2 separate regions of the Homo sapiens genome follow, and region 1 is linked to region 2. The links are chromatin loops, found by intact Hi-C in ENCODE. Cell type or tissue: pancreas. All regions are shown on one strand. Links, peaks and the distances in the headings refer to the core of each region. The heading gives the core; the rest is flanking DNA. Region 1 overlaps LINC02210-CRHR1 (LINC02210-CRHR1 readthrough). Region 2 overlaps LINC02210-CRHR1 (LINC02210-CRHR1 readthrough).

Region 1 (13,586 bases), core at 4,058-12,057, 190 kb after region 2:
CCATGTGCCAGGCACTATACCAAGCCTATTGCAAGCCTCTTCTCATTGAACCCTCACCACTGCATCCTATAAAGCAGGTACCATCTCTTCTTTTTATACGCAGGGAAGGGAGCCTTGGGGCCTTCCTTAACAAGCCCCTGGTCACACAAATGCTAAACGGTGGAGCTTGGATTCCAAACAGGATGTGGTGGCGCCAAAGCCTAGCTCTTTAGCTGGCTCTGTGAAGACAGGCCTTTGCCTTCTAAGCTTCATACAGGGGTCTTGGGGTCTTCTTTCTTTTAGCATTGGCTTTTTCAGTCTGCCTACCTTCATCTTGGATGGGAAACTAAGTCAAAACAAGGGTGTTTCCAAGAGTGGAGCTGGCAGCCTCTGTCACAGGCGGATGGGAGCCCAAGGCGTCATCTTCATCTAATGCTAAAATGCTTCACAGGGATTAAACACACTGCCTGCTGCAGTGGTTCCTAGGGGGCCAAGTGGGGGCTGGGTGGCTTAATTTGGTGAGGTGTGAATGTGATGGCGGGGGGAACTTTTGTGAGGGATACACACCCAGGACATGCAGGTAAAGGAAATCCAGACTGGATCCACCTATAGTGCCAAACACGCCCACATCTAGTCTGGCTTGACTAGACTTGGACATGTTTAATCAAGCTGCCCTGATTTACTGCTGGCTGCATTCTCCAGGCACAGCGCCATCTGCAGGGAAGCCCTGCACCAGCAAGGGTGGGGGGGCTGGTCCTAGGGCCTGTCCCAAGACCCTGTGATGGTCAGCATTTAAGGTAAAGTTTGTGAGCTACAAAGCCGGCACCGATTGCTGTCCTTTCAAGCTTAGGGCAGTCGTACAGGCACCACCTCTTCTCAACAACCAACCTCCTGAAATGATTTGGGCAGATATTATCATGCCCATTTTACAGATGACGAAACTGGGCCTCAGAAAGCCAGTCACCCCCCAGCGATGGTGCCAGGCAGGATTCCAACTCAGGCTCTTTGACAAAAAACTCTGGGCTCTACATCTGCCTCTCCTGATGCAGAAGAAAGAGAAGAAGTGTGGAGGGTGAAGGATGAAGCGAAAAGCTGCTGGCTGGATGGACTGAGAGCCAGGATTCGTGGCTTGGTTCTGTTCGCACTGTCTCTGCTGCCAAGCCCTACTCACCCCAGCCAGGAAGAGCAAACATTCCCAGACACAACATCCTCCTGGGTCTGTCATCAGGTTGACACAGAGAAAACTGAGCTCCTTACAGGAGACTGTCAGGGTGGGCTGGGGTGGAGTTTTTAAGTGTCTCAATAACTGGGAAGATAATTGAAGACATTATATTTTTTACTCTTTTCAGTGCCTGTCTCAGCAGCAAGCACTTGTCAGCCAGATCTTGGAGGCCAAAGCCTGTCTACCCTAACACAAAGAAGACACTCAAGTTGTCTAAATTCATCGACTTTTCTGAAATTTGAAATCTGCAATTTCCCGAGCTGTGTTCTGTTGTTAAGTGGCTGTCCAAATTCCTGAGCTCATGTTTAAGTGTCGCTGATAAAGAAGGAAACAATCCAATCAGGTTTACATTGGCGGTTCAATTAGGCACATATGAAGTAGTCACTCCAAAGCGGTTCACAGCAAATTTATTCCTGGGACAACCTTCTTTTACCACCCAACTTAAATCTCCCAGGAATTTGTTCCAAGAATAGAAGCTAACTGCTATAATATCCCGAGCTAATTGCAATACTATCCTGATTGGAGCCTAATTAGAAGGCAGATCTGCCTCACTAGCCAACACCACCTCTCCTCCTACACAGAGCCCTCAGAGATAGATTCTCTTGTCCTAGACAACTTTGTTATTTGATTATCTACACTGCAGCTCTTTCTTGCTAATTTACCACTTTTACATATTTATGCCCCCTAATTAGTCAACAAGTATTTATTAAACACCTACTGCATGCTCATCCCATGCATCCCAAGCAAACAGAAGGATGTTTGCTTCTGGTTCCAAAGAGAAATACATGCTTCTTTGGGGTGCTGGTCTCTTTTGGGGTCTTCAGTCAGATGAACAAGTAACGTATATGAGCAGAAGCTCATGCCTGTAATCCCAGCACTTTAGGAGGCCAAGGTGGGCAGATTGCTAGAGCCCAGGAGTTCAAGACCAGCCTGGACAACATAGTGAAACCCCACCTCTACTAAAAATACAAAAAATTAGCTGGGCATGGTGGTGTGCACCTGTCATCCCAGCTACTTGGGAGGCTGAGGTGGGAGGACCACCTGAGCTCGGAAAGTCAAGCCTGCAGTGAGCCGAGATGGCACCAATGCACTGGTGCATTAGACAATGCCTGGACAATGAACCTTGTCTCAAAAAGTAAAATAAAATCATACATATGCAGGAGTATTTGCACATAAAACACACGCCTGGAAAAATACATGTCTGGGGTATTTGCATATGCCTTGTGGAGAATTTCTAGGCTCGGTTAAAAGGAGAAAGAAACTAAATTATATTGTTCTGGAACTCTTCTCCACATCACTCAGCCAAGGAGCATAAGGAGAGTGCTTTCATTTCATTCATTAACTCACCAAATATTTGCTGAACATTGACCCTGTGCTTGGCCTTGGAAGAGAATTTTGCAAAAACACAGTCCCTTATTTCAGATTTGACAACACAGTGGGGAGACTGTATCTTTTTTTTAACGCAAATCATAGCACAGAGGCAACATTCAGGACTGATGAGGAAATTTGGCTCTTGGGAAATGGTCAGAACAGCTCATTCTGCTAAGAGCAGAGCATCTTGAAAAGTTTTACCCTGCTCGTTGCCCCACTTAGCCCTCTGCAGGTCGAGGAAGCAGAGGAGGGAGCCACTCCTGTGGACTCAATTCTCACCCTCGCTGGTGAAAACAGAAATGATGGGTTCACATTGCTCACAGCTCCCCCTGGAACGACTTCCTTCTCTCCACTTCCAGACCCAAGCCCAGGCTTCCCAGGTTTCACCTTTGGACCTTTTCCCACTCCCCGCACCCGGGGCCCAGTGCTCAACCCACCTCTCCGCCCTTCACATCCTTCCGTGGTTAAATGTTGGCTTCTCTCTTCCCATCTGTGGCTGTCTGTTACCCCAAGTCAAGGCCTTACATCATCTTGCTCGCCTCAGGGGACCCACCCCTCCTGCAGCCTCGGAAGGCTGAACTCCTCCGGTGCCCAGTTTGTCCTGACCTCAGAAGTACAACCCACTCCACTTGGAGGAAGCAAAGAGGGTTTTTAAAGAAATACAAGCAGCTTCACTGAGAGCTCATGGCTAAGCTCAGATTTTAAGAGGACAAGAACAAGAAAAACTAAAAGACAAATTGTAAGAATAGTTTCAGAAATGTTTACTAATGAGATGAATACATGGAAGGCGTTTAGCACAGTGCCTAAAACACAGTAAGTAACCAACAAATGGTAGGTGGTATTAATACTATTATTATTAAATCCCAGAATGACGGGATTACAAGAAAATGCACACGTAACAAAAGCAGCCTTAAAAAGCTAATTTTTTTTTCAGGGCCAGAGCAACAGGAAAGAGATAGACCCATTATTCAAGACAGATGATGTAATGTGAATAAAAGAGTGAACATTTTCAAGTGTCTTTTCTCCTAATATTCTTCTATTTTCTTTAGAAGAGAGAATAATCTTCAACCTGGAAAGGATAATAAACATGATTATGGGGAAATCGGGATCTAAGACAGATGATGCAGCACTCAAGGAGAACCCTTCCGCTTTATGGGAGCCCAACACTCTTAACTCCAACTAAATATATATAAACTAAACTCAAGGAGAGCCCTACTGCTTTATGGGAGCCCAACGCTCTTAACTCCAACTAAATATATCCAAGACCTTTACTGTGTGATTGCAAACTCCTACTGTAAATATTGAGAAGTCAGGAAGCTGAGAAGGGTGGAGAAAAATTAGAGATGAGCAAATGTCGCCCAGGTTTGTGAGAGAGAGAAGGTGGATTCCAGAAACTACAGATGGGTATGTCTGAGGTTGATCTGCAATCAGATAGGCTTATAAAAGATGGCAGATGTTACCAGTGGTCAAAGCGGCTTACTAGGAGTAATTAGTCAAATTAACCTTATTTCCATTGCTGAGGGATTGGTACATGAAGGCATTGCTACGCATATTGTATACTTAATTTTAGCAAAGCACTTGATAGAATCTTTCAGGATTCCTGGTGGATAAGATGGAGAAATAAGGGCTAGATTTAAAGTATGATTAGCCAAGTTACATAGATGGCTGAACATCCACATCTAATGAATGGAACAGTGTCCACTACAGAGCACATTATAGGTGCTTAGTAAATATCTGTTACTGTTACACAAATGAATCAAGCTGGAGGGAAGTTTCTGATGGTATGTCCCCATCTAATTTTATATATATATATGGAGAGAGAGAGAGAGACAGACAGACAGAGACTTCCTCTGTCACCCAGGCTGGAGTGCAGTGGTGCCATCTTAGCTCAGTATAACCTCCACCTTCCAAAGTCAAGCAATTTGCATGCCTCAGCCTCCCAGGCAGCTGGGACTACAGGTGGGTGCCACCACACCCAGCTAATTTTTGTATTTTGGGTAGAGATGGGGTTTCACCATGTTGGCCAGGCTGGTCTCCAACTCCTGACCTCAAGTGATCACCTGCCTTGGCCTCCCAAAGTGCTGGGATTACAGGTGTAAGCCACCGTGCCCAGCCTTATTCAGTATTTTTTATCATGACTCAGATGATGACTTATGAGTCATGGGTATCAAATTTATAGGAAGCAAAGCTTGGAGGGAGATCTGATGCATTCAATAACAAAATCCAAAATTCAAAATGAAGCCAACAGGTTAGGATGATGGGCCAAAGCCTAGATGAAATGAAAAGAGACAAATGCCAATCATTCATTATGTTCTTAAAAGCAGGTGCACAAATGCAGAAGAGGGAGCCCCGGCCCCATTGCATTTCATGCAAAAGAGATCTGCAGGTCTGAAATGATCCCAAGCCCAGTGTGCTTCATTAGTATGAGGCGGCTGCCAAACACAGCTGCAAACTTAGGCTACACAAGAGGATGGAGAAAAAGAGCCCCAATATGCATTGCCTCAGCAATAATAGCTCGTATTTATTGAGTGCTTATTATACTAGATGCTGCTACTGCGCTGTGTTTACAGAAATGATCTCATTTATGTAAGTACCCGGGGGTGTAGTCTGCTTTCTTTTTCTTTTTTCTTTTTTTTTTTTTTTTTGAGACAAGGTCTTCCTCTGTTGCCCAGGCTGGAGTGCAGTGGTGAAGTCTTGGCTCACTGTAGCCTCCACCTCCTGGGTTCAAGTGATTCTCATTTCTCAGCCTCCCAAGTAGCTGGGACTACAGGCGCGCGCCACCATGCCTGGCTAAGTTTGTATTTTTAGTAGCGATGGGGTTTCACCATGTTGGCCAGGCTGGTCTCAAACTCCTGACCTCAAGTAATCTGCCTGCCTCGGCCTCCCAAAGTGCTGGGATTACAGGCATGAGCCACCACACCCAGCCTTGGGTGTAGTATCGATCCAAAATGATATCTGATGTACAGGAAGGGGGAAAGATCTGTTTTGTATGTAAGAGTAAGTTAGTAGAAATACAGTGAGGAGAGTCATGAATGGAGGGGAACATTGAAGACACAAGGCTGGCGGAAGGCTGCAGGATGTTTACACCCCTGGGACCCCGAAGAGGTCAGTGAGAAGAGAGTCAAGTTAGATTTCAATCAGATGGCACCATAGACCCGGCTAAGATTGAACCGGGTAGGCCTACCCTAGGATGATCTAGTTCGGGAGCCCCCCTCCTTGGGGATCGTTTTGGGGAGGGGTTTGTGCAGTGGACAAAGGATGAGATCAAGAGGAGACTATGTTGAAAAAAAAAAATGCCAGCCAGGCGCAGTGGCTCATGCCTGTAATCCCAACCCTTTGGGAGGCCGAGGCGGGTGGATCCCCTGAGGTCAGGAGTTCGAGACCAGCCTGGCCAACATGACAAAACCCCATCTCTACTAAATATACAAAAATTAGCCGGGTGAGGTGGCGCACGCCTGTAGTCCCAAATACTCAGGAGGCTGAGGCAGGAGAATCACTTGAACTCAGGAGGCGGAGGTTGCAGTGAGCCAAGATCATGCCATTGCACTCAGCCAAGATCACGCCTTTGCACTCCAGGCTGGGTGACAGAGCAAGACTCTGCCTCAAACAAACAAATAAAAATGTTGGGGAAAGGAAGAGAAAGCCAGCAACTTCCTGGGTATCCAAGTCAGGCACATCAGCAGGTGTTTGTGTGCTCCCCCCAGCAAGTTCCTCACCTCCTTTACCAGGGGTTACAGCTCCATGAGAGAAAAGCCTGATAGATAGAGATGGAAGAGCCCCTTCTCCTAATGGTGGCTGTGTCTCTGCTTGGCTTATCAGCAGTGTGACAGTTTGCTGTTTTGATCGCTCTCCCTTGCCCAACCATTGCCAACCCAGGTTGAGCCCACCTCAAGGGATTGGGCAGATAGAAAGTGTGGGTCAGTACAATCCTCACAATAACTTAGATGATGACATTAGAGCTCAGTAAGGTAGATGTTTTTAACCATGGTCACACAGCTGGCCTACAGTGGAGCAAGGATTTGAACCCGGGGTCTTAATGCTAGGATCCAAATTGTTAACCACACAGCACTGGGCTGGCATCTGCAGAATCTCAGGTTCCCCATGGGTCCCCACATTTTAAGAAGGATGTGGACAGATCAAAGGGGTAGCTCCTGGAGAGCTACCAGGAGAATGGGAGAATGGGAGAGGCTGGAAATCTTGTCCTGTAAAAAACACAAGGAGAGCCAAGTACAATGGCTCACACCTGTAATTTCAGCACTTTGGGAGGCCGAGGAGGGCGGATCACCTGAAACCAGGAGTTCGAGACTAGCCTGGCCAATGTGGTGAAACTCCATCTCTACTAAAAATACAAAAATTAGCCAGGTGTGGCGGCTCACGCCTGTAATCCCAGCTATTTGGGAGGCTGAGGCAGGAGAATTGCTTGAACTCGGAATGTGGAGGCTGCAGTGAGCCAAGATCATGCTACCGCACTCCAGCCTGGGCGACAGAGACTCCATCTCCAAAACACACACACACACACACACACACACACACACACACACACACACACACACACACAAAACAAGACAAAAAAACAAAAAACCTACAGGTCATCAGGGAATTCTGTCTGAGATAAAAATGACTTGGGAAAATGCAATAACTGTCCTCAAGCTCTCAGAGAAATGTTATGTGGCAAAACAAAGACATTTATTTTTCACAGCAGTACTAGAATAATAATGATGTATTTCAACATTCTAAGGTTTAGAGTTCTCTTAAACAGGAGTGGGCTGCTTTGAGATACTGAGCTCCCGGGCACTGAAAGTATTCAAGCAGAAGCTGGACGCCATGGGCCAGGCTTTCTTTTATTAAAACCGAGATGCTACTCTTCCTCTTCTCAAAGTGCCTACAGAACAGCTGAGACCTACTTACCCAGCTCGTTTGTCACTATTAGTTTCATGACTATAAATTTCATACAGCTTTACTGAGGGATAACCTATGTACTGTACAATTTACCCATTGTAAGTGAACAATTTGATGGTTCCTAGTAAATCTATACAGTTCTGCAACCATGACTACAGTCCAGTTGCAGAAACTTTGTGATTATAGATTTTTTCCCCAAAGAACATTGTTAGCATCAAGGGTAGATCCAGGTCCCATGGGCCGTGGTCTCCGCTGACCTAACAGCAGGCCTCTGTGCTGTGGCTCTTTCCTCATATCCTCTCCTCATTCCTTCTTGGGAGTCACCTGATGCTGCCCTGCCACATGCTGCTTGGCCTTCCTGGGCCCTGGGCACCTCGCCCCTCCCCGAGTTGTCCCCGCTGGGCACCTTTGCTTCCTTCCCTCCTTCTTTGCCATGGCTTGGGGGCAGGGGCTTGGTCTTCAGCAGATTCCAAGGCAGTAGGGTGTACTTAGAAGTATGTGAGCCCTGATAACCCAGACCTGTATTTGGCTCACAGCCATGTGGCCTCCAGCAAGTCACCTTATTTTTTGTTATTTCTGTTTTGTTTTGAGACAGGGTCTCACTCTGTTGCCTAGGCTGAGTGCAATGGCTCAGTCTCATCTCACTGCAGCCTCTATCTCCCGGGCTCAAGTGATCCTTCCACATCAGCCTCCCGAGGAGCTGTGACTACAGGCACACACCACCACACCCAGCTAATTTTATTTTTTTTGTAGAGATGAGGTCTCACTATGTTGCCCAGGCTGGTCTTGAACTCCTGGATTCAACCAATCCGCCTGTCTCAGCCTCTTAAAGTGCTGCGATCACAGGCATGCGCCACCATGCCTGGTGACTTTATCTTCTTGAACCTTAATTTTTCCCCTTTTGTAATGCAGACATAATACACATGCCTCGCTCAGTGCAAAGATCAGAGATGATGTGTATCAAGTGACTAGCACAGTATCTACTTTTTTTTTTTGAGACAGTCTTGCTCTGTTGTCCAGGCTGGAGTGCAGTGATGCGATCTCAGCTCACTACAGCCTCCACCTCCCAGGTTCAAGTGATTCTCCTTCCTCAGCCTCCCAAGTAGCTGGGACTACAGGCGTGCACCACCACACCTGGCTAATTTTTGTATTTTTAGTAGATAGTTTCACCATGTTGGCCGGGCTGGTCTCGAACTGCTGACCTCAAGTGATCCACCCACCTTGGTCTCCCAAAATGCTGGGATTACAGGTGTGAGCCACCATGTCTGGCCAATATCCACTATTTTTAGTAAATGATAGCCATGATTACTGCTGCCACCTTCATTATTGACACTCAAATGTCCTCTGCTCTGAGTGCTTATTTTGCCTTTCTCTTCTAGGATATCCCTGTTTTCTGGGTCTCTCCTGGTGTCCAGCCATTACCACAGGCACAGAGATGGATTCCTCTACACTTGGGAAACCCCAAGGCTGACCCCAGCCAGGGATGCATGTGGGTTACTTGGGAATGGAGCAGCAGCACCACCTAGTGGCAATGTGCAGCAGCATGCTAATTACTGGCCAAATGCAGGAGCTTGTCTAATAGCTACTACATCAGGACACCTTGGAAGTCACCTACTCCAGCGGTTCGTCCAGCACTTGTGTGGCCACAGCATCCTCCTAGAGAGGGCTTCCCATGCCATGCACTAGAACAAAAGAGGATGTGGAGAATGAAAGACAAAATAGGAGAAAACTTCTCAGTGTAATGCTCCTCAGGGACCACAGGGTAGTAAAAAAAAGTTTAAAAAGCATCTCCACCAGATCTAGAGACAGGAAGTAGGTCAGTGGTTAGTGGTTGCCCAGTGCTGCGGAGGACAGGGGAAATGAGGAGTGACTGCTAAAGGGTACAGGGTTTCTTTTCAGGGTGATAGAAATGTTTTAAAAGTGGCCAGGCGCAGTGATTCACGCCTGTAATCTCAGCACTTTGGGAGGCCAAGGCGGGCAGATCGCTTGAGGTCAGGAGTTCAAGGCCAGCCTGGCCAACATAGTGCATCCCCGTCTCTACTACTCATACAAAAATTAGCCAGATGTGGTGGTGCACGCCTGTAATCCCAGCTACTCGGGCAGCTGAGGCACGAGAATCGCTTGAACCCAGGAGGCAGAGGTTGCAGTGAGCTGAGATTGTGCCACTGCACTCCAGCCTGGGTGACAGAGTGAAACTCTGTCTCAATAATAATAATAATAATAATGATAATGATAATAATAATAATAATAATGCTGATGAGTTTGTGGCCAGCACTGCTGTTCATACTTGGACAAGATATCTCCAGGGAAACACCGGAGCAAGACATTCAAAGGTAGGAGACACTTAATCCTCATAACTCTATGAGGCAGGTATCAGTATCCCCATTTAACAGTTAAGCAAACTGAGGCTCCGAGATACAGAGGCTAAGAGTCAGTGGCCTGAGGCTAGCAGCCAGTGAGGGACATGGCAGGGATGCAAACATGGCTTTCAGAGACCCAAGTCTTTCCTTAAAACTACTGTACTGAAAAGTGCTCCCCACTTATACTTACTTTGACTCACCAGCTCCAGTGTCACAGTGTGGGAAAGGCTGTAGTGGGTGTGCCGTGAAAAGGCAAGGCGTACTGCCAGGGCCTAAGGCTGGGACAGCACATCTCAGTTTGTCTTCCATAAACACACCCTAGGAGTTTCAATAGAAACTCTGCTAAAATTGATGAGGAAAGAGATTTCAAGAAGTTCAATACATTCAGAAGCACATGACTATCCTCTCCTCCTTCCAAAGCAAGTTCTTTATCGTCTGAGCAATCAATAAGTGTTTAACGAGGCCTGGCACTGTATTAGGTAAGCTGTAGCATAAATACAAAAGTGTAAGACACAGTCCCTGCCCATTTGAGGCGTACAATCTAAATATTTCTCAGAGGCCGGGTGCGGTGGCTCACACCTGTAATCCCAACACTTTGGGAGGCCGAGGCAGGCGGATCATGAGGTCAGGAGTTCAAGACCAACCTGGCCAACGTGGTGAAACCCTGTCTCTACTAAAGATACAAAAATTCGCCGGGCGTGGTGGAGGGCGCCTGTAATCCCAGCTACTCAGGAGCTTGAGGCAGGAGAATCGCTTGAACCCAGGAGGCAGAGATCACACCATTGCACTCCAGCCTGGGCAACAAGAGCAAGACTCTGTTTCAAAAAAATAACATAACATAACATAACATAACATAACATAACATAACATAACATAACATAAATAACATAAATAACATAAATAAAATAAAATAAAATAAAATAAAACAAATATTTCTCAGAAATTACTCCATGGTTAAAAAGCAAATCTGGACTTAGTTGCCAGTATTGCAATGAACATTCTTTAAATTCAATATTTTGAAGAAAAACATGATACCACACATTTATCATGGAATGAAATTTTTTCCTAGTAATATAAACTTCATTGTTATGAATAAATAAGGTTTGCTTCAGTTAAAATTCACCTGACATGGCCCTCCTGTATAATTTTTTATTTAATTTTATTTTTAAAATTTTATTTAAAATTTATTATATTAAATTTGGGACAGGTTCTTGCCATGTTGCCCAGGCTGATCTCAAACTCTGGGCTCAAGCGACTCTCCCACCTTGGCCTCCCAAAGTGCTGGGATTACAGGCATGAGCCACTGTGCCTGGCCAATCTTCTATAATTCGAATAAATATTTCTTGAAAAAGTAGTTTTAGAAGGTTAAATAGGCCAGGCGTGGTGGCTCACGCCTATAATCCCAGCACTTTGGGAGGCCGAGGCAGGTGAATCACTTGAGGTCAGGAATTAAAGACCAGCCTGGCCAACATGATGAAACCCTGTCTCTACTAAAAATACAAAATTTAGCTGGGCGTGGTGGCGGGCGCCTATAGTCCCAGCTACTCAGGAGGCTGAGGCAGGAGAATCGCTTGAACCCGGGAGGCAGAGGTTGCTGTGAGCCAAGATCACGCCACTGTACTCTAGCCAGGGTGATAGAGCAAGACTCCATCTCAAAAAGAAAAAAAAAAAGAAGAAAAAGTTTAAATAGAAGTGCTTAGGTACTAATATGGCCAACAATTGTCTGGACAAACGAGCTCTAGGCTACTTAGTGAACCTCCTCTCCGGGATATTTTTATTAATATTTGGAGAACAACATAAAACACATTTCCAAGTGGTTCATGAGATGCCATGGCCATCCAAAAGAGGGAGGCAATGCGCCGGAGCTTGGTCTTGACAAGAGATATTTTCCATAGCAAAATTTACCACTAACTCGAGGGCAATACCAGGTGGGCTGGGAATCTCACATCTCCCAAATTAGCCTCTTGATTCTGTCACAAACTTTCAGAACTCAAAGGCTTGTGGTTCTGGGAATGGAAACTAACCAAACATCATCTGGACTGAGACAGCCAAACCTGGAGACAGCGCCATCCCAAAAGTGAACCGTCTGCTTCATGGGAAGAACATTTATCTCAGAGCAGGGAGGGATGTAGCAGCTGCAGTCGCAGGGGACCGAGACCCAAGACGGTGATGCCCAGAGCACAAACACGACCCTCCACTGGCCTGTGGGGCTCTGGGAAAGAGCTTCGGCCTCACACTGGGTCACCTCCCCACAGGGTCCCCATCTGGCAAATAAGGGAAGGAACTAGCATAAGGAAAAGGCTGGATACCTTCCTAGTGTTATGAAGTATTGATATGCCAGTGAAAAAGCTCACGGATGTCTTTAAATAAAGCGTCTTACATCAGGAACTCTGGGCTACAATATAGTTTCAGGGAAAAGTTCCAATCTGAGCCTCTTTGCACCTGCAATAAGCAAATACCTTTTCTTTCCTGAGGATCATTTGCTTAAAGCACTGAAGAGTGAGCTGCTAGCTGCAGCAGTGGTGGTAAAGAATGACGATTTCTCGGTAGCGCAGTGGCTCATGCCTGTAATCCCAGCATTTTGGAAGGCTGAGGTGGGTGGATCCCTTGAGCTCAGGAGTTACAGACCAGCCTGGGCAACATGGCAAGACCCTGTCTCCACAAAAAATACAAAAATTAGCCAGGTGTGGTGGTGCACACCCATAGTCTCAGCTACTCAGGGGGCTGAGGTGGGAGGATTGCTTGAGCCCGAGAGACGGAGGTTGCAGTGAGCTGAGATCGCACCACTGCACTCCAGCTTGGGCGACAGAGTGGGAGGCTGTTTCAAAAAAAATTTTTTTAATAAAAAATAAATAAACATGAAAAGGTACAGTAAAAATATGGTTTTAAAAAAAAAAGAATGACAATTCCTTCCTTTTTACGAAAGGATGCCAAAGACTAACAGGACTCCAGACGCCAGACCAGGATTGCAACAGCTGAACTCAGTCCCCGCTCCAACTCGCCTCCATGAAGCCCGCTCTGGCCTTCGAGCACCAGCAAGCCCTCTGGACTTCTCCATCAATTGCAAAAATGATCATCAAAGCTACTGAAATGGAAGGTGGTGTTTAAAACTTAACACTGGGTTTCTTAAAATGTAACACTGCTTTTCTTATGGCATGGATAAGGCACTGTGAGAAAGCTGCCTCCACTCCCAGCACACACGTACACGTGCACACAGCAGAGGCTAGCTGATGTGGCCACAAGGCACAAAGAATAGATCCTTCTGATCAGTTCTGGTTCTGGAACTGGTTGGCGAGCCAGTTCAGGCCTTCGTAAAGCCCATGTCCAGTAGTGGCACAAGTAGCCTGAATGTGCCAGTTTCTGTAGCGGAGGGAATGGAGGCCGAGCTTGTCCGTTATCTCTGCCGCGTTCATAGTATTAGGGAGATCCTTGAAAAAGAACATTCAAAAGTCAATGTATACTGTTGTATCCATATAGCGAAATATGCTCTTCCCTGTTAAACGTGCCCAAACCCACAGTCTTCTCTGTTGATGGCAACTCCAACCTTCCAGTTGCTCAGGCCAAAAAGCTTGAAATTATCCTTACTTTTTTACTCTCAATGTCACAGCCAATCTGTCAGGAACTCCTAACGGTTCCACTATCAAAATTTATCCAGAATCTGACCACTTACTAACTCCACAGCTGTCGCCGTGATCTGACACCACATCGCTTCTCACCTGGATGACTGAAATAACTTCCTAACTGTCCTCCCTACT
Region 2 (16,408 bases), core at 4,226-12,225:
AGGATTACCCTAGAACTTAAAGTATAATAAAAATAAACAAATAAAGACACACACACACAAATATAGAGATGTGAAGTGGGAAATCAGGGGTCTCACAGCCTTCAGAGCTGAGAGCCCCGAACAGAGATTTACCCACGTAGTAAAAAAAAAAAAAAAAAAAAAAAAGACAAATGTTATAAGGATGTTTGTGGATGGCAAAGTAATCTACAATACCCACAATGAAGGTATTATTCTATGGATTCCAAACCCACCTCATCTGCTAACACATGGTTTTCCCCATCTGACTCTCCACCCAGTCCTGGTCCCAGGAGAGCTGAGCCATCAGTAGCAGGGGGCTAGAGAAGGAGGCCTGGAGGGGAGGCTGAGGACCTCTGGGCAGGGGCTGTGCTGTCACACTAAGGGACGGGGAGGGGGTGGCCTGAACTGGAAAAACAGTGGGGCTTTTCCTCCACTACTGTTCTGTGCCCATGAAGGAGGACGTCAAGGAGAAATGGGCTCAGGTGGGGGTAGCATTAGGGGACCGCAGCCTTTAGGCATGGTGTGGAGAGAAATTCTTCCAGGCATGAGGTCTTCCGGGTCTGGGAGGGCCTCCAGCGACCTTCCCCCACCACTGCAGCTTGGAGGGTCCCCAGTGGCTCCCCCAACTTTGTGTAGTCGCATGTGTGTTTTTCGGCTCATCACACCCCACTCACTCCCACAGGGGCCTCGCCACCCCAAGCTGAACCTGAGCAGAATGGCCCAGATGCCTGGTCTCAGGGCTGCCTTCTCTGCGACGAAGCCCAGAGCGCATGTCTGCCATGGGAGATGATAGAACTCTGGGCCTCTGGGCTGCAGGTTCTGAGGCTCAGATGTTCCTGGCTGTTCCCTGAAGCAGCCCCTCCGCCCTCAGATTCTCTCAATGGGAGGGGAGCCCCAGGCTCCATCTGCCTGCCCAGGGATTCCGCCTCCAGCTTCTCCGATGACCCTCAGACTTGTCTTGGAGCTGTCCTCTTGGTGGCCTTCCAGAGCCAGAGGCTCTGAGCTTTGTGTTTTTTGGGGGGTCCCTGGGGTCCCCCCTGGGTGGCTGCTCATCTCTCACCCAAGACCTAGCACAGTGCTGAGCACACAGTAGGTGCCCAGAAGGTGCCTGGCAGTGAGAGCAGCCAGGAAGCCCACTCAGGAAAGCGGGGTGCGGCCTGGCTGGGCTTATCCACACTTCCTGGTCTGTACCGTCCCTTCCCTGTCTTCCCCTCACCCCCACCCTCTCGGCTCCTCCACCCCTGCGGTGCGACCCTCATCCCATCCCCACTGGCATTGTCTCGGGAAAGCCTCGCCTTCTCACTTCTCCACCTTCACTGGGTGAGAGGCAGAGTTGGGAAAGCTGTCTCCGTTGTGGCCATTAGAGACTCAGGTCACTTCTAGTCTCTCCAGGCAGCCAGGACCCTTTACTGGGCTTCTTCCCACTCCCCACAATATCCCCCACGTTGCTCTGGAAGCCTCCAGCCTACCTCTGTCACGGTGCTCCCTGGGTCCCCCACCCCATCTCTCTACTTCAGGGCACAGAGCTTGGAGAATTGGCAGAGCAGAGTACCCCATAGGGCCTTCAAGGATATCCTTAGCTACACCCGGGCCCAGGCCCTCCCCAACGAAACGTGCCCTCCCTCAGCAGGAGCTGCGGGGCTTTCGGCACTGTGTCACCTTTGTCTGTTCCTGGTGTCCTGACACTGCAAGCTCTTGTGTGCGCCTGGGTGCACAAGTGCACATGTGTATACACACGTCCCACCCACGGGGCTCTCCTCCCTGGTTAGAGAGACCCAGAGACAAGGCCCGGGCTGCAGTGGGGCCCTGTGTCCAGTTCTGGTGTTCCACCCACACCCCCTGCCCCTCCAATGCAGCACACACTGGCTTCCACCCACCCGCACATCACTGTGCCGGAGAACTCTCTCTGGCCCTCTGTAGCCTGATGTGGGAATGCAGAAGAGTTCATGTCCCCCTGGGAGCAGCCCTCAACCCGCAGCTGATGGGAGATGGTGGATAAATACCCCAGCTCCCTCACCTGTTGGGTGGGATGAGGGAGGGCTTCCCCAGCGGAAGGGAGCTCCAGGCGCCCACAACAGTGTTGGAGTGTCAGTCCTGCCCCAGAGGCCACCCAGGGCTATACAAGCTCTGGCCCGGAGTTGGGGGCACTGAAGCCAGCAAGCCAGGGGAGCCTGAGTGTGCCACCCACCTCAGAGCGGCACTGGCCAGGGCTGGGGCATACCTGTCTCTTGCTCACAGGCTACCGTGTCCCCCTCTAGCCCCCACCTTTCCCCTGCCTTCCTTGCCTGGCTTCACTCCCTGTTGCCCTCTCTGTACTCCCCTTCCCTCGAGTTTGCACAAGAAACCTCAGGGTCTCAGGGATGGCTTCTTGTGGCGGCCCTAGTGGAGACAGCTGCATTCACAGCCTGTCCAGTGGCCCAGCATCCTAATTCTGCTTCCCACCAATCAGCACAGCTCCTGCCTGGGGCTGGGACACACTCCCGTCTCCTTTGTTCCTTCCCCTGACCCATGGTGTCCCTCCTCTGCATCCCTAACCGTGGCCCTCCTCTCCCTCTAATTCACCTCCTCACAACAAGCTGTCCCTAACTAAGGGGGCCCTGGCCAGACCCACCTGTTCCTCGAAGCCCTCCCTCCTGCCCTCACCCCTCTCCCGGCCCTCAGGGGCTCTCCTGGCACCATCCTTGCCGGGGTGAGAGTGGGGTCAGGTTTCTCAGCAACACAGCAGCCCCTGAAAGCTGGGAAGCAGCCCCCACCTCTGTGAGACACCCTCTCCATCCAGCCCCCTGTGGAGTCCAGGCCTTCACAAATGCTGGTTGAAAAGATAAATATTATTTATACCAGCCACCCGCCTCACAGCCGACACCCTCATCTTCTAGTGCCCCCCAAAGCCCTGCCCTGGCTGTCCAGTCCCTCTGGACATGGGCAGGTCAGTGGGGGCTGCGGCCGGTCCACACCTGGAGTGTAAGCAGCACGTTGTCCCAAGAGCCACTTGGGCAGGGGTCTTCTCCTGGCTTGCTTAGCTAGTGGTCCTGCCCCAGAGGCCATCCAGGGCTACAAGCTCTGCCCCAGAGGCTGGGACTGGGACACCCCTGGCTCTTGCTCACAGGCCACTCTGCCCCCTCCAGCCCCCATCTTCTCACAAAAGAGGAAAAGGAGCAGGAGGTGACTGGTATGGGGTGGTTAAGTGAGGGGAAGCTGGCCTGGCCTGCAGGGTACTAAATGTTCAGGGTGAAGGCAGCAAGGCAGGGCATTGCTGGTGGCAGTGCCACAGTGCCAGTAAGGTTCTGGAGGCCTGGGGGGGTGACTCTAGTGCTGTGGCCGCAAGTCTGATGATGACACCTGACTTCTGTCTCCAGGGTTCCTGAGTGAGGGCCCTTGGTTCCCAGTGGTGTCGGAAGGCATCACCGAGGTCCAGAGGCGTCATCGTGGTGAGTCAGAGGCTGTCACGAGTTGCCCATGATGCCCCAGGGCAGCAAATGGCCTCCCCACGGTTGCCGAGGGCAGCCCCAGGGCCCAGTGGGCTGGCCTTCTTGTGCTCTGGGAGAAGACAGCCTTGGAGGGACATGCGTGCTGCTGTAGGTGTCCAGCGCCCCATTTCAATTCATTCCCATGTCCCTTCTCCAGGGAGGATTGGGCAGGGAAGCCAGAGGCCCTGGGCCCGGCCCAGTCCTGTAGGTGACTTTCCACTCATGAGCTAGAGTCCTGCACGGCTGCAGGGGGAGAGCGGCCCCCCCAGGCTGTCAGTGCCAGCTGCTCCTGGGGGAGTGGGCATGAGACCTAACAGGTCACCTCCACAGGCAGGGTGGTCAGGGAGCCTGGCCGTCATCCCCCCAGCCACAGCTCTTTGGGGGCTGCTCCATGACCTGCCAGCTCAGACTGCTGTGGACTGCTTGATGCTGTGAAAGCTGACACGGGTTGGGGAGGTGGGGATGGACATGGCACGGGCCACTCGGGCACGGATCGAGTGCTTGTCCTGCCACCGGTGCCACCTCTTCCGGATGGCAGAACGGACCTGTGGGCACAGGGAGGAGCACGACATCTGAGCCTGTGGCTCAGGACCCCCTCCCTCCCCTGGGCCGCCACGAGCAGCTGTGCAGGTAAGCGGCTGTGCAGGTCAGCTGAGTACATGGAAGTCCTCAGTAGGGGATGACACTCACAGCCTTAACACGACTGCTTTGCATATTTGTCGGAACAGGTTTCTCAAATGTCCTGGGGAAGGGGCACCCTTTTCTAACCCACACGAAGGCACCATATGCCCTTTGCCATGAAGGCTCCCTGCCCTCAACCCACATGTATCCCCTGCCCAGGGCTCAGCCCTTCCTGGTTTTCACAGGCTCATCAAAGATACTGGAGCTCTGGCTTCCAGCCTGGTGCCAGCGGCCTCTGAGAGCAAAGGAGGGGGCTGTCACTGTGGGAGTGGACAGGTGGGAGGGGCCACCCTGGGGCTCCCAGCAGCATACCCCTAGGGACCTAGGAGCAGGGAGGGAGAGAGGCAGCCCTGGGAGGGGAGGAGAAGGCTCTAGACAATCGCCAGTCCCAACAGGCCTCACAGCCCTGAACCCCGCTGCAGGGCCCCCGGGTCCTCACCTCACTATTGAGGAAACAGTAGAACACAGACACAAAGAAGCCCTGGGGAGGAGAGAGGAGGCGTCAAAGGTCGGCTGCAGGTGTTGCCCACCCAGCCTCTGGGCTGCCCCTTGCTTCTCCCTGGCCTCCTGCCCTCCAGGCCTCTGCTTGGCAGAATCCCCACCCAAGGAGGTGCTGATGTGTCCCTCCAGGGCTGTACCTGGAAGGATTCCAGGAAGGAGTTGAAGTAGATGAAGACGACCCGGGAGACCTCATCCTCCCCGGGATTGACGAAGAACAGCATGTAGGTGATGCCCAGGAGGGGCAGCAGCACCAGAGTGGCTTTCACAGCCTTCCTGGGGTGGGGCGGGTGGGGAGGCTCGGAGTCACAGCCCACCCCAGGACGGGCTGCCCGCTGGCTCGGCAAAGAGGGCCAGGTCGGGGGAGGGAGTGGCAGGTCTCTGGCACGTGAGAGGCATGGGGAGCAGGGGTTTCATCAGGGGGAGGCCTGAGGAAGGTGGTACCCGGTTACCTGTACTGAATGGTCTCAGACGTGGTGGATGCCCGGAGCTTGGTCATGAGGATGCGGACGATGTTGAAAAGGAAGATGAAATTGATCTGCAATTTGAGCACACCAGCGGGCCGGAGTGTGCAAGAGGCTTGGGACCCAGGCTTCTCAGCTCTGGCCTCAGTGCCCCTGCTGTTCTCCCTCCTCCTCATGAGCACCTGCACATCTCTGACCCATGCCCCCTCTTTGGGTGGCCCCCACCTCTAGGTAGAGGAGTCCTTTCTGTCCACGGTTGGCACTGATTGCCCCTCCCCACTGGGCCCTGTCTCCTGCCCCTACCCAGGTTCTTACCAGCAGGACCAGGATCATGGGGCCCTGGTAGATGTAGTCGGTGTACACCCCAGGCCTTTTGCCAAACCAGCACCTAGAAGGCCACAGAGGAAAGGGGAGGAAGGGTCATCTGCGTCCACCTCGATGGCATGGGGAGGGACAGTGCTTGGCCAGGACAGGACTGGGGCTGGAGGCCAAGAGGTAGATGTCCCAATTCCAACCCTGGCAGAAGGTCAAGTCACTTGATCCCACTGCCATGCCTCAATTGTCCCATCTGCAGAACGGACAGCATCCTCTGTGATGAGATGCAAAGTTGGAAGCAAGCACCGGGGCAGGAGGTAGACAGTGGGAAAGACTGAGTGGCTGGGAACGGGCATGGGCCCAACACGAGGCTGCATCCTCGGCTCCTCCTCACAGTCCCCTGGCAGTGGCTGAGGCCCAGCATGCCCTCTGGGGGGCTGCTGGTGGGAGTGGCACCACACCTGTCACCCAGTGGGCACCCAGCAGTTCGCAATCTCAGCCTGAATCTGTCCAGTCACAGCCTGAACAACCTTGAGAGGAATACTTGCACAGGTTCTACCTGCTGCAGGAGGTAATTGCTTTGCATTTTCCCGAGTGTCCCTCCAGCAAGCTCCAGGGAGGCCTGGGGAGTGGGTGGGGACCAGACAAACTGGAAGCCCTTATGTCCTCGTGGGTATGAAGACCCCCAGTGGCTAGATCTCATAAGCCAGAAATTGAGATTTGTAAATGAAACCTTTGGATTTTTTAAAGGTTGGCTACAAAATCGAGTTTTCAGAAAACACCATGCTGGCCACACACAGCTTCTGAGGGCCGGGTCCAGTCCTCGGGCCTCTGGTCTGCAAGTTCGTTTCTGGTTTCTCACACCCAGATCCTCTCTGTTGCAGTGTTGAATTCTCACCACCAGGTGGAGCTTCAGAGCCGCTCAGACTCACTTTCTCCTTTAGCCCAAACAGTTTTTGTTTTGCTTTGTTTTTTGAGACTCATGGAGTCTCACTCTGTTGCCCAGGCTGGAGTGCAGTGGCACGATCTTGGCTCACTGCAACCTCTGCCTCCTGGGTTCAAGAGATTCTCCTGCCTCAGCCTTCCCGAGTAGCTGGACTACAGGTGCGCACCACCACACCCAGCTAATTTTTGTTTTTTTGTTTTTTTTTTAGTAGATACGGGGTTTCACCATGTTAGCCAGGCTGGTCTCAAACTCCTGACCTCAAGTGATCCGCCTGCCTCGGCTTCCCAAGGCCTCAGCCAGCCTGAGTCAGGAGGGAGTCAGGAGGGAGTCAACCACATAAACACGCAAGATAATCTTCCAGGCTCCTCTTTCAGCCCAATGAAGCCGTGCAGGCCCCCTCCCCTCCATGGGGGAGGAGAGGGCTTGTCACTGTGGTGGAGGCCACTTGGACGCCAGGTCCGTCAGTCAGATAGGTTCCCGGGAACACTTGTTTGGCAAAGAAGGTCCTGGGGCTCCCCTGCCATCCATGTCCACCTTTTCTGCCCCGCTCTCTCTCAGTGGTTCTCAATCTGAGCTGCACATTAGAATCACCTGGGCAGTTTTCAAGACTTCTGGGTGCCAGGCCACACCCCAGACCAATTGCGCCTGATTCTCTGAGGGTGAAGCCTGGGCATTGGTACTTTTCCAAGCATTCCAGGTGATTCTAATGTGAGCCAAAGTTGAGCTCCACTGCAGCAGAAATCAAGTTTCCAGGCACGATTGGAAACATCTGAGTCCATTTCATAAGGAACCAAAGAACTTCAGAGCTGGAAGAAGCCTCTGAGATCATCTAGGTCCACTTCTATTAAATTCATGGACTCTTTTATTAAGATGTCTTAATATTAATAGAACACATTTATATAGCATTTACTCTATGTGCCAGGAGCTATTGTAAATGCTTAATATAGATGGACTCATATCACCCCACAACAGCCCTTTGAGGCAGTAGCATGTCCATTTTACAGATGAGGAAACTGAGGCACACTGCAGTAATCTGTCCAAGGTCACACAGCTATTTGAACCTGGGCAGTCTGGCTCCAGGCTGCTTCCTGTGTAAGCTCAAGGCAGATAAAGGAGGCTGGGTCCTGCTTGTCCAGCCCCACCCAGGCAGAGCACAGGCAGGGACCCTCTGAATGAGTCCAGCCCCCAGATCTCTCCCTTTATAGATGCAGAAACCATGGTCCTGAGGGGAAAAAGCCAGCATGGCCAATGCCCGTGGGGAGTGTCACCAAGCTGGGCTGGGAGCCTAAACCTTGGGGTCAGGAAGGGAAAGGAGATGACTTACTTCTCATTGTCGTAGTACAGCTTCCCAATGGCCCAGGCCACAATGATGGGGAAGGGCACACCTGGGGGAGAGATGGGCTGTCACAGAGCCCTCAGCGGGGGCTGGAGGATGTGGGCCTGGAGAACCCCAGTGCAGCCCAGGCTCCAGGGGGTCTGGGGTTACTCAGGGTGGATCTCAAACTCACACACCTCCTTCAAGGTGCTTCTACTGCCGCCCACCCCCAAGAGGAGCAGAGGGCTATCGTGCACACCTTACCGCCCCAACCCGACCTCCATCCCTCAGGCCCCCCAGCCCGCTGGCCTGAGTCTGGAGGAGAGGGCAGCCCGGCGGCCGCCACTGCCCAGGCTGCGGAGGTGGCTGCCCAGCTCACCCCAGCCAATGCAGATGAACATCCATTTGCGCAGCCGGTCAGTGGAGTAGGTGAGCACGATGGCTGTGTGCAGGTAGCAGCCCTCGCCGAACATCCAGAAGAAGTTGGTCACATGGAAGTAGTTGTAGGCGGCTGTCACCAACCTGCACCAGCCCTGCCACCCCACCCCCAACCAGAGATGATGATGGGGGGCAGGGGAGGCACCAAACCCTGGGCCTGGGCCTCCCCAGGGCAGGACAGGGCATACCCTGGGATCCCACTCCTGTTCTGTGGGCTCCTCCTCTGCAGGGCAGGCGGGCCCCTCCTCTGACCTGGGTTTGGCCTGACCTGCTCCCCGCTCCCCTGCCAGGACGTACCACGTTGCTCTGGTGGACCTCGGGGCTCATGGTTAGCTGGACCACGAACCAGGTGGCGTTGCGCAGGATGAAGGCGGAGATGAGGTTCCAGTGGATGATGTTTCGCAGGCACCGGATGCTCCTGGTGCAGCAGGGCGGGTGGATGATGGGAGCGATAGGAGAGAGAGGATGAGGGGTAGGCCACCTCCATCACCCCAGCCCAGATGTGTAGATGAGGAAACTGAGGCACAGGGTGGGGCTGACTGGCCAAGTCACACAGGGAGGTGACAGCCAGGCTCTCCTAATGCCCCATGGAGCCCTTCCTGCCTGCAGCCCACCCAGACATAAGCCCCAGGCAGAGCCTGGCACTCCATGGAGCCTGTGCTCCATGGACCAGGGCAGCTGGATTCCTGGCGATGCCCGCTTCCCCTGGGGGTGCCTTCTACTCCCTGCCATTCCAGGATGGACAGTCACAGGGGTCAGCCCTGCTCCCAGCCTCCAGCCCTGATGCTCGGCTCCTGATCCCAACCATCCCCATCCCCGGCTCTGCCACCTGCATCCTTGGCGGTAGTGCTGGGGCCCAGGTACCTTCGAACCTGAAATGGGGCACCACTCCATGGAGCCCCCACCTCCAGGGCTCCATCTGCCTGGTCACCCCAATGGGTGCAGCCTGGCCTGGGTATGGGTGACATAAGACAAGTTTTGTCCCTCCCCACCATTCCAGCAGCTACTGGGGAGAGGGCAGAGCGGCTCTGCCAGAGGTTCCCAGAGACCTGAGACTCTCAGATAAGCCAGCCCCTGCCACCCTCTCCCAGCAACCCCCACCCCAACCTAGAGCTGCTCCTCTCACTTCTCCACCCTGCTTCTGCTCTAGGTCCTGGGGACAGGAGGAGGCAGTGCTGGGGTCTTCTCACCTGAGCCGCAGAAAGAGGACAAAGGCCACCAGGAGGGCCACCAGGGAGATACAGTGGCCCAGGTAGTTGATGATGACTGCGACATGGTAGTGCACCTTGCTTTTTTTCTGGAGCAGGAGAGAGGGGCAGAGGTGAGCCTTCTGCTGGATGGGAGCTGCTCTGTGAGGACATCGCCTAGGGGTGGCTGGGATGGAGCGGGTCATGATCTCAAGGGCCACTCCCCCTTCCTGAGCATCTGCTGAGGGTCAGGCCTCGCTGCAGAGCAACGCCGTCCAGTTTGAGGCTCTGCTTGTCCCTGAATCCCATGCTGTGTTCACTGCTCCGTGTTGTGTCGAACTGAATCTCCACATCACGTGGGATTCCCCACTCCACATGGACCCCCCGCCCCTGCATGCACAAGCACATGTGGCCGGCTCACAGGTGCGCCCTCACACTCGCATCTACCCATGCTGCCACCCAGTCAGAACACCAGGTGGACCTCTCAGCTGCAGAGACACCAAACTCCCGGGATTTCTCTTCTCCACCCATTTCTGAACTGAGTCACCACCTTCTCAGCCACCCCTAAATCCCTCCTGCTGCAATGCCGCCTGCTCCTGTGAGCAAGGAGGGGCCGGGCAGCTGCTGGGCTCTGGCATCCACAGAATCAGCAGAAACCACAGAAAAGTCTCCTTAGGCTCCATAACTCACTTTCCGGGGCCTTCCCCATCCCTGGCCCAAGGGGATCTGTGCAGAGTGAGCAGGATCCTCTCCCAGGACTGTAACACATTCCCCGGGTTTATTTCTTAATGAATTTAATATACTGATGGAGGTCACTGCCCTCCTCTTTACAGCAATCTTGAGTTCCAAGAGTGGTGAAGCCTTCCTGTTTACAGAGGATTTTCATATCTGTTATCGTCTTAAACCATCAGGGCAACCCCGTGGGGGGAGCCGGAAAGGCATCTGGGCTTTATTTTGTAGGAAAACAGCACAGAGGTTATGCTGACGCGCTGGAGGTCGCGCAACTCCAAAACCACCTCTTGCCTGCACATGTAGATTGGCAAGATACGAAGGCTGCAAACAGGTCCCCAGCCCATAATAGGGGACTGGTCAGTCCCCATGCCCAGCTCTCTGCAGACTCCTGCCCAAGAGCACAGCCCCCATCCACACTTTTATAGGTCCCAAGAAGCAGGGCCTAGAAACCAAGAGCTTGACACGCAGTCAAACTCCAAAGCAGTGTGTGAGTGAAGGAAGGAAAGACGGGTGTTGAAAAGCAGGTGACTTTGAGAAGGGAGGGGTCCCTGGCAGCACCTCCCTTCCTCCCCGTTTCTAGGCTCTAGGGTGGGGCTGAATGATCATGAGGCACAAAGGTGGGTGACATGCAAGTGCTGAGAAGCACTGAGCTCACAACGGCCCTCATCATCTTCTCAGAGCCACCAAGGAGCTACTGGCCACCAAGGAGCTACTCCATAGGCCTTCCTGTTGGAATTACAGAACCCACTTGAAACCAGAGATCAAGTCCAGCCCTATCCACCAGGCATCCCAGGAGAAGCCAAGACCCTATGCCCAGTTCCGCCCGGCCACCAAGGCCCTTCTGAAGGAGCACCCTCATTGGGGAACCTCTCCAGAGGCTGCTACAGAAGCTCTGTTCTTGGAGCTGGTTTCCAGGCAGAGGCTTTCTGGAACATGGCAGGTAATTACATTAGCAACTCCAGCCTCCAAAGGACTGGGATCCAGGGAGGTGTAAATGAAGGCAGGAGAGACAGAGACAGAGAGGGGAGTGAGGAGAGGGTACCTATCACCCGTGCAAGTGGGGAGGGTCTCTGAGCGCCTGGCGGCAGATGCCCCAATCCGGAGGCTCTGGAAGATATGCACACATCACAGGCTGTCTGGAGCTGGTATTTAATATCCTTTTATTAAATTTTCCACAAATCCATGCTGAGAAGCCCCTGGGTAATGACAACATGTGTGGAGCCGAGCATGGCACAACACCCCGGCCTTGTTCACAGGCCCAGGCTGGGCGGGAGGAGCGCAGTGTGCAGGGAGACCCTTCAGTGCTGCCTTCCAGGGCCCCTGCCTCACTCCCGAGTCAGGCCGTACCGGGCCCTTGGGGTTGGAGTGGGGAGGAGTTATCTGTTAAGCACCTGCTGTATGCTGAGCACTGTGCCAGGAGCTCTGCAGACACTACTGCTTTTCTTTCCCACAGCTGCCCTTGGAGACTGCTCCTCTCATCCCAGTTCTTTCCGTAGAAGAGACTGAATAATTGGCCACGCCACGCAGCCGGTATCTGGAACCTGGGTCTGCCTGGCTTTAAGCTCCCTCTTTTCCCTGTTTCCCAGGGACATTTCTTTTTTTGGGTGGGGGAGGGATGGAGTCTCACTCTGTCGCCCAGTCTGGAGTGGTGCAGTGGCAGGATCTCAGCTCACTGCAGCCTCTGCTTCCTGGGTTCAAGTGATTCTCCTGCCTCAGCCTCCCGAGTAGCTGGGATCACAGGCATGCACCACCATGCCCAGCTAATATTTTGTATTTTTTGGTAGAGATGGGGTTTTGCCATGTTGCCCAGGCTGGTCTCGAACTCCTGAGCTCAGGCAATCCACCTGTCTCGGCCTCCCAAAGTGCTGGGATTACAGGCGTGAGCCACCGTGTCCGGCCCCCTGCGACATTTCTTGGGGGACAAGCAGGAATTGAAAGCAGAGGCACTCTCTGGGGTGGTCTCACGCCACTTTGGGCCCAGGAGCCTCGGGGGACCTCCTGCTGGGACAATAGCGCCCAAGAGGGCTTTCCTCCAAGAGCCTGAGGGAGAATCAGGCCAAACCATTCCCGGGGGACAAAGTCTCAGTGTGCCTCCCTGAGCAGTCGGGCCTGGGCCGGGTTCAAGCCCTGTCTCTCATCGGCCACATCAGCATCATGCAACCTGAGAAGACAGCTGGAGAGACAGCCTGAGGGATGGCTGCTGATACCCTGAGACAAATACATCCTGCGACACCCAGACAGAAGCCAGTGACACTGTGACATTTCCAATAACAACCAGAGTTCTGGCCAGCATTATTTAGAGAGACAGCAAGGCCTTAAGAGGCACCCAGGAACACCCTGAGAGGTGGCCAGTGATACCTGGAGAGGAGAGTCAGCAGCACCCCCAGGGACAGCCAGTGACACCCCGACCGATGGCCACGATAACAGCAAAGCAGCTGGGATGTCCGAAGGACAAATGGGCACAGCTACCCCTCGGGCCCTGACCAGCACTCCATCTCCATCCAGTCTGGAGACCTAAGACCAGCAGGCACCCCGCCCTAAGGAGGGTGGCACAGCGTGGTACTTGGCAGAGGCCACTCCGCTGTACCCTCAGTGATCTGAATTGAATAAGCAATTTGTGCCCGGCTGACTCTGACTGGACTCTCTGCAGGACACCACCTCGTCCCAGGCGCTGCAGTGCCAGATCCGTCCTGATGCCTCTCTGGGTTGGTGGCAATGAGACCTCCCTTCCAAGCTCCCCACTGGTGCCCACTCCATTCTGGCACGTCCTCTCCACCGAGGCTTCCAGAGCTACTCCTCTTACCCTGCAGTGGGCACTCACTCCAGCCCCTCGATCCTCAAAGGGTGGCCCCTGGCCCAGCAACAGCACGCAGAGGAGCACGCAGAGATCTTGAGGAAAGTGGAATGTATGCCCTACGCCAGGCCCATGGAATCGGAGCTTGGTTTTAGGAAAAAGCACCTCTGCAGTTCAGAAGCCCTGGTCCAACCACCACTCACCTCTCCCCACACGGTGAGCAGTGAACCTTGGTCCACAAACCAGACCCCCAGAATCCGTTTCATGTCCCACCACGGTGTGCTCTCCCAGGCTGTGCCTGAGGCCCAGGCTCCTGTGCGCAGCAGAACGTGGGGAAAGGGGATAGAGTGTGTGCAAGTGTTGGGTGGGTGGGGGAAGGCTGGACGGTGGGGAAGGGAGTGAACAGTAGTAGCGGGAGGTGGTGGGGGGAGGAGAGGGTGCTGATACAGGCAGCAGGTGTAGGGGTGGTGCTGGGGGCTCAGTGCCATCCCCCGGCCAGCCATGCATGCAACAGTTGGGGGCCTGTCCCCTGGTGGTGCTGGCTGCGGGCAGATCTCCTGGGGTGCCTGGCCTTGAGGTGCCCTTGCAAGTCCCATTTCACAGGCAGACTTCTGCGAATCCATTATCTGCGATACCCCAGGGCGCTGGAGCTTAATTAGGGCTTAGCCCAGGCCCAGAGCTGAGAAACCTACCACTCAATTAATTGGATACTTTCCTCTGCAGTTCTGGGAGGGGTCTGGCGAGGCTGGGGGCTGGCAGAAGGGAATGGCATTTTCACTAATTAAACTAATCGATTACCCAGAGTGCTAGGCACCAGGCCAGCAGGGGCTGCAGAGGAAAGAGATGGCAGAGCCAGGCACGGATGGGCTGGGGGGTGGGGCGGGTCACTCCCCCAGGTGTACACTACAACCTCCCCTGACCTCACAGGGGAGATGAGAGACAGGGGGCGGCAGGTGAATGGAACGTCTCCCATAGGCCAAGACAGGCCAACACCACCCTTCCATCCCCAGAAGGCAGAGATCTGAATTCCTGGCCACCATTTTTGGGAACTTGGTGAGGTTAAGTTGCCTCCTCAAGGTCATGCAGCAGGTTCCCGTTGAAACCCAAACCCTAAGGTCCGTGCTATTCCCACTGCAATGCAAAGAGGGGGCTGATGAGACCGGGCTCCCGATCCTCTTCCTTGTCCTAACCCTGCTGGTGGACAGAGGTAGAGACCCCTGTCCTGGCAGGGTTGGGTGTTGCAGGGCAGGCTGAGGGTGGCTAACCTACTGCCCTTAGGCCTTTGAAGGGTGCTGGGGAAAATGGGGGCTGCCGAGTGTCCCCATCAGCCAACTGAAAAGAAGGGGCTTGCAATAGAGCAGGAGAGACAGGTGAACCACGAAGACCCCGCGCTGACCCTCAGGAGGGTTGAGTGCAGGGCGTGAAGCTGGGACAGACAGTGCGGCCTGCAGCCTGACCTCATGGCTTAGCTGTGCCTCCTGGACACCATCCCTCTCTGCAATGGCGTGTGGTCCTGAGTCACTGACAGCACTGACCCGCTCCTCTGAGCACCAGCCCTGTTTCCTTTCCTCCCACCTCCTCTACTGTGTGCCAGGCTACGGGCTCCTCACATCCCTGAACGGTCTTGCCCACTCCCACCCCACCAGCCAAGGCCAAGGCCATCTCCTCTGGCCCAACTAAGTCTCCTAACCTGGAACCCCACCTCCTTCCCCCAGTCCAGGAGGAGCCCTCCTCCCAATCCCAGGACTTCCCAGGTGGGCTCTCTGTGTGGGGGCTTAGCAAGCTGAGGGCTTTCCCTGCTCAGATCAGATCATCAGGGAGCCTGACCAACCCACCCCAGCCTTGAGTGCCACCCAAAGGTCTGGCCTGTGGGATCTGAGATGCCAGGCAGCCCCTCGCCCTGCCAGAGCAGCACCGTGGAAGAACTCGTGAGTCTTTTAAGCTAGGCATTGACCTAGCTGCAGCTTCCGGAAGGAGACAGCAGAGCCCCGCATTAGCTCAGTGACTTGAGGCCAGGAAGCCAGGGGTGGGGCTAACCAAAGCTTGCCAGGCCGGGGTGGGAGCTACAGGTGAAGGAAAGTGATTCTTTCTCCGTTAACTTTGTTTCACGCCAGATACCTGGCAGTGGGCAAAGCAGAGCCTGGGCTGCAGAGCCTGTGCTCCGGAGCCTGGGCTCCAAAGCCCTGGGTTCCGGGCTCTGACTTAACTGCCAAAAATACAAAAATTAGCCCAGCATGGTGGTGCATTCCTGTAATCGCAGCTACTCAGGAGGCTGAGGCAGGAGAATCACTTGAACCAGGGAGGTGGAGGTTGCAATGAGCCGACATCGCGCCACAGCACTCCAGCCTGGCGACAGAGGAAGACTCTGTCTCAAAAAAAAAAAAAAAAAAAAAAAGGGAATGTCCCAGAGCCACGTGACCTTGTGTGAATCATTCCCCTTTTCTGGGCCCCAGTCTCCCCATCTGTAGTGTGAACGGGTCGCACTAGATTAGAGTTTCTCACTTTTGCCCCATCAGAAGGCTCCCCTGGGGCACTCATGAAAGACACAGATTCCCAGGTCCTCCTTGGACAGTGTGATTTCTTAGGTGTTGGGTGTGGCCCTGGGACCTGTATTTGGACAAGTGCTCTGGGAGATTCCATTTTTTTTTTTTTTTTTGAGACAGAGTCTTGCTCTGTCGCCAGGCTGGAGTGCTGTGGCGCGATCTGGGCTCACTGCAACCTCCGCCTCCCTGGTTCAAGTGATTCTCCTGCCTCAGCCTCCTGAGTAGCTGCGATTACAGGGATGCGCCACCATGCTCGGCTAATTTTTGTATTTTTAGCAGAGATGAGGTTTCACCATGTTGGCCAGGATGGTCTCGATCTCCTGACCTCGTGATCTGCCTGCCTCGTCCTCCCAAAGTGCTGGGATTACAGGCGTGAGCCACCGCACTTGGCCCCACTTTTTTTTTTAATGGAATTTCGCTCTTTTTGCCCAGGCTGGAGTGCAATGGCACAATCTCGGCTCACTGCAACCTCCGCCTCCTGGTTTCAAGCGATTCTCCTGCCTCAGCCTCCCGTGTAGCTGGGATTACAGGTGTAATCCCGCCACACCCGGCTAATTTTGTATTTTTAGTAGAGATGGGGTTTCACCATGTTGGACAGGCTGGTCTTGAACTCCTGACCTCAGGAGATCTGCCTCTGGACGATTCTTATAACCAGGCAAGTCTGGGAACCTCAAGATGGGAAGGAGAGTCTCCACGGTCCCTTCCAGCTCTGATCTTTAGGCGACGGGATTCTTGGGACTGCTTAGGTCAGTCTCTCTCTTCCACAATCAGAATCCCTGGCCCTCGGACAGCCTGGGGTGTCCCCCCTTCTGCCCTTTGACCCCCGTCTTCCTCAGCACCAAGGGAGAAAGCGTCGGGTGGGAAAGGAGACAGGGTGGGAGAGACCGAGGGCAGTAGCAGCTCCAGGATAGATATATTTGTGCCTCTGCCAAATATCACCCTTCAAAGATTATTCATTGCAGCAGCATTTGTAATAACTAAAGACTGAGAATAAAGACTGGTTTAAATAA

Evidence for each region. Peaks named below come from ENCODE experiments on the same cell type or tissue, not always from the same donor. Only the 100,000 strongest peaks of a DNase experiment are listed, where the experiment ranks them.
Region 1: it touches region 2 in a loop (2.9-fold over the local background); 105 of 110 quality-filtered maps call a loop at or near these places.

What each region holds. Positions count from the first base shown.
Region 1 is chr17:45,635,956-45,649,541 of GRCh38, reverse strand. The region is part of intron 3 of LINC02210-CRHR1 (LINC02210-CRHR1 readthrough); the gene reads right to left. It overlaps LINC02210 (long intergenic non-protein coding RNA 2210), which reads right to left. Exons shown (of 6, transcript NR_138260.1): 6 at 3,311-3,641. It also overlaps the pseudogene ARF2P. Among named protein-coding and RNA genes, the nearest start is that of LINC02210-CRHR1, 22 kb to the right of the region's middle. In pancreas, for the core only: a CTCF peak has its summit at 8,974 (motif pointing left); a DNase peak (open chromatin) is centred at 9,001.
Region 2 is chr17:45,822,246-45,838,653 of GRCh38, reverse strand. It overlaps LINC02210-CRHR1 (LINC02210-CRHR1 readthrough), which reads right to left. Exons shown (of 15, transcript NM_001256299.3): 7 at 9,333-9,439; 8 at 8,440-8,560; 9 at 8,084-8,237; 10 at 7,714-7,774; 11 at 5,444-5,516; 12 at 5,117-5,202; 13 at 4,805-4,940; 14 at 4,606-4,647; 15 at 2,826-4,030. The coding sequence starts at 8,469. The coding sequence ends at 3,890. It overlaps CRHR1 (corticotropin releasing hormone receptor 1), which reads right to left. Exons shown (of 13, transcript NM_004382.5): 5 at 9,333-9,439; 6 at 8,440-8,560; 7 at 8,084-8,237; 8 at 7,714-7,774; 9 at 5,444-5,516; 10 at 5,117-5,202; 11 at 4,805-4,940; 12 at 4,606-4,647; 13 at 2,826-4,030. The coding sequence ends at 3,890. Among named protein-coding and RNA genes, the nearest start is that of SPPL2C, 14 kb to the left of the region's middle. RefSeq lists an enhancer at 14,604-15,105. In pancreas, for the core only: a CTCF peak has its summit at 6,324 (motif pointing right); DNase peaks (open chromatin) are centred at 5,843 and 8,183.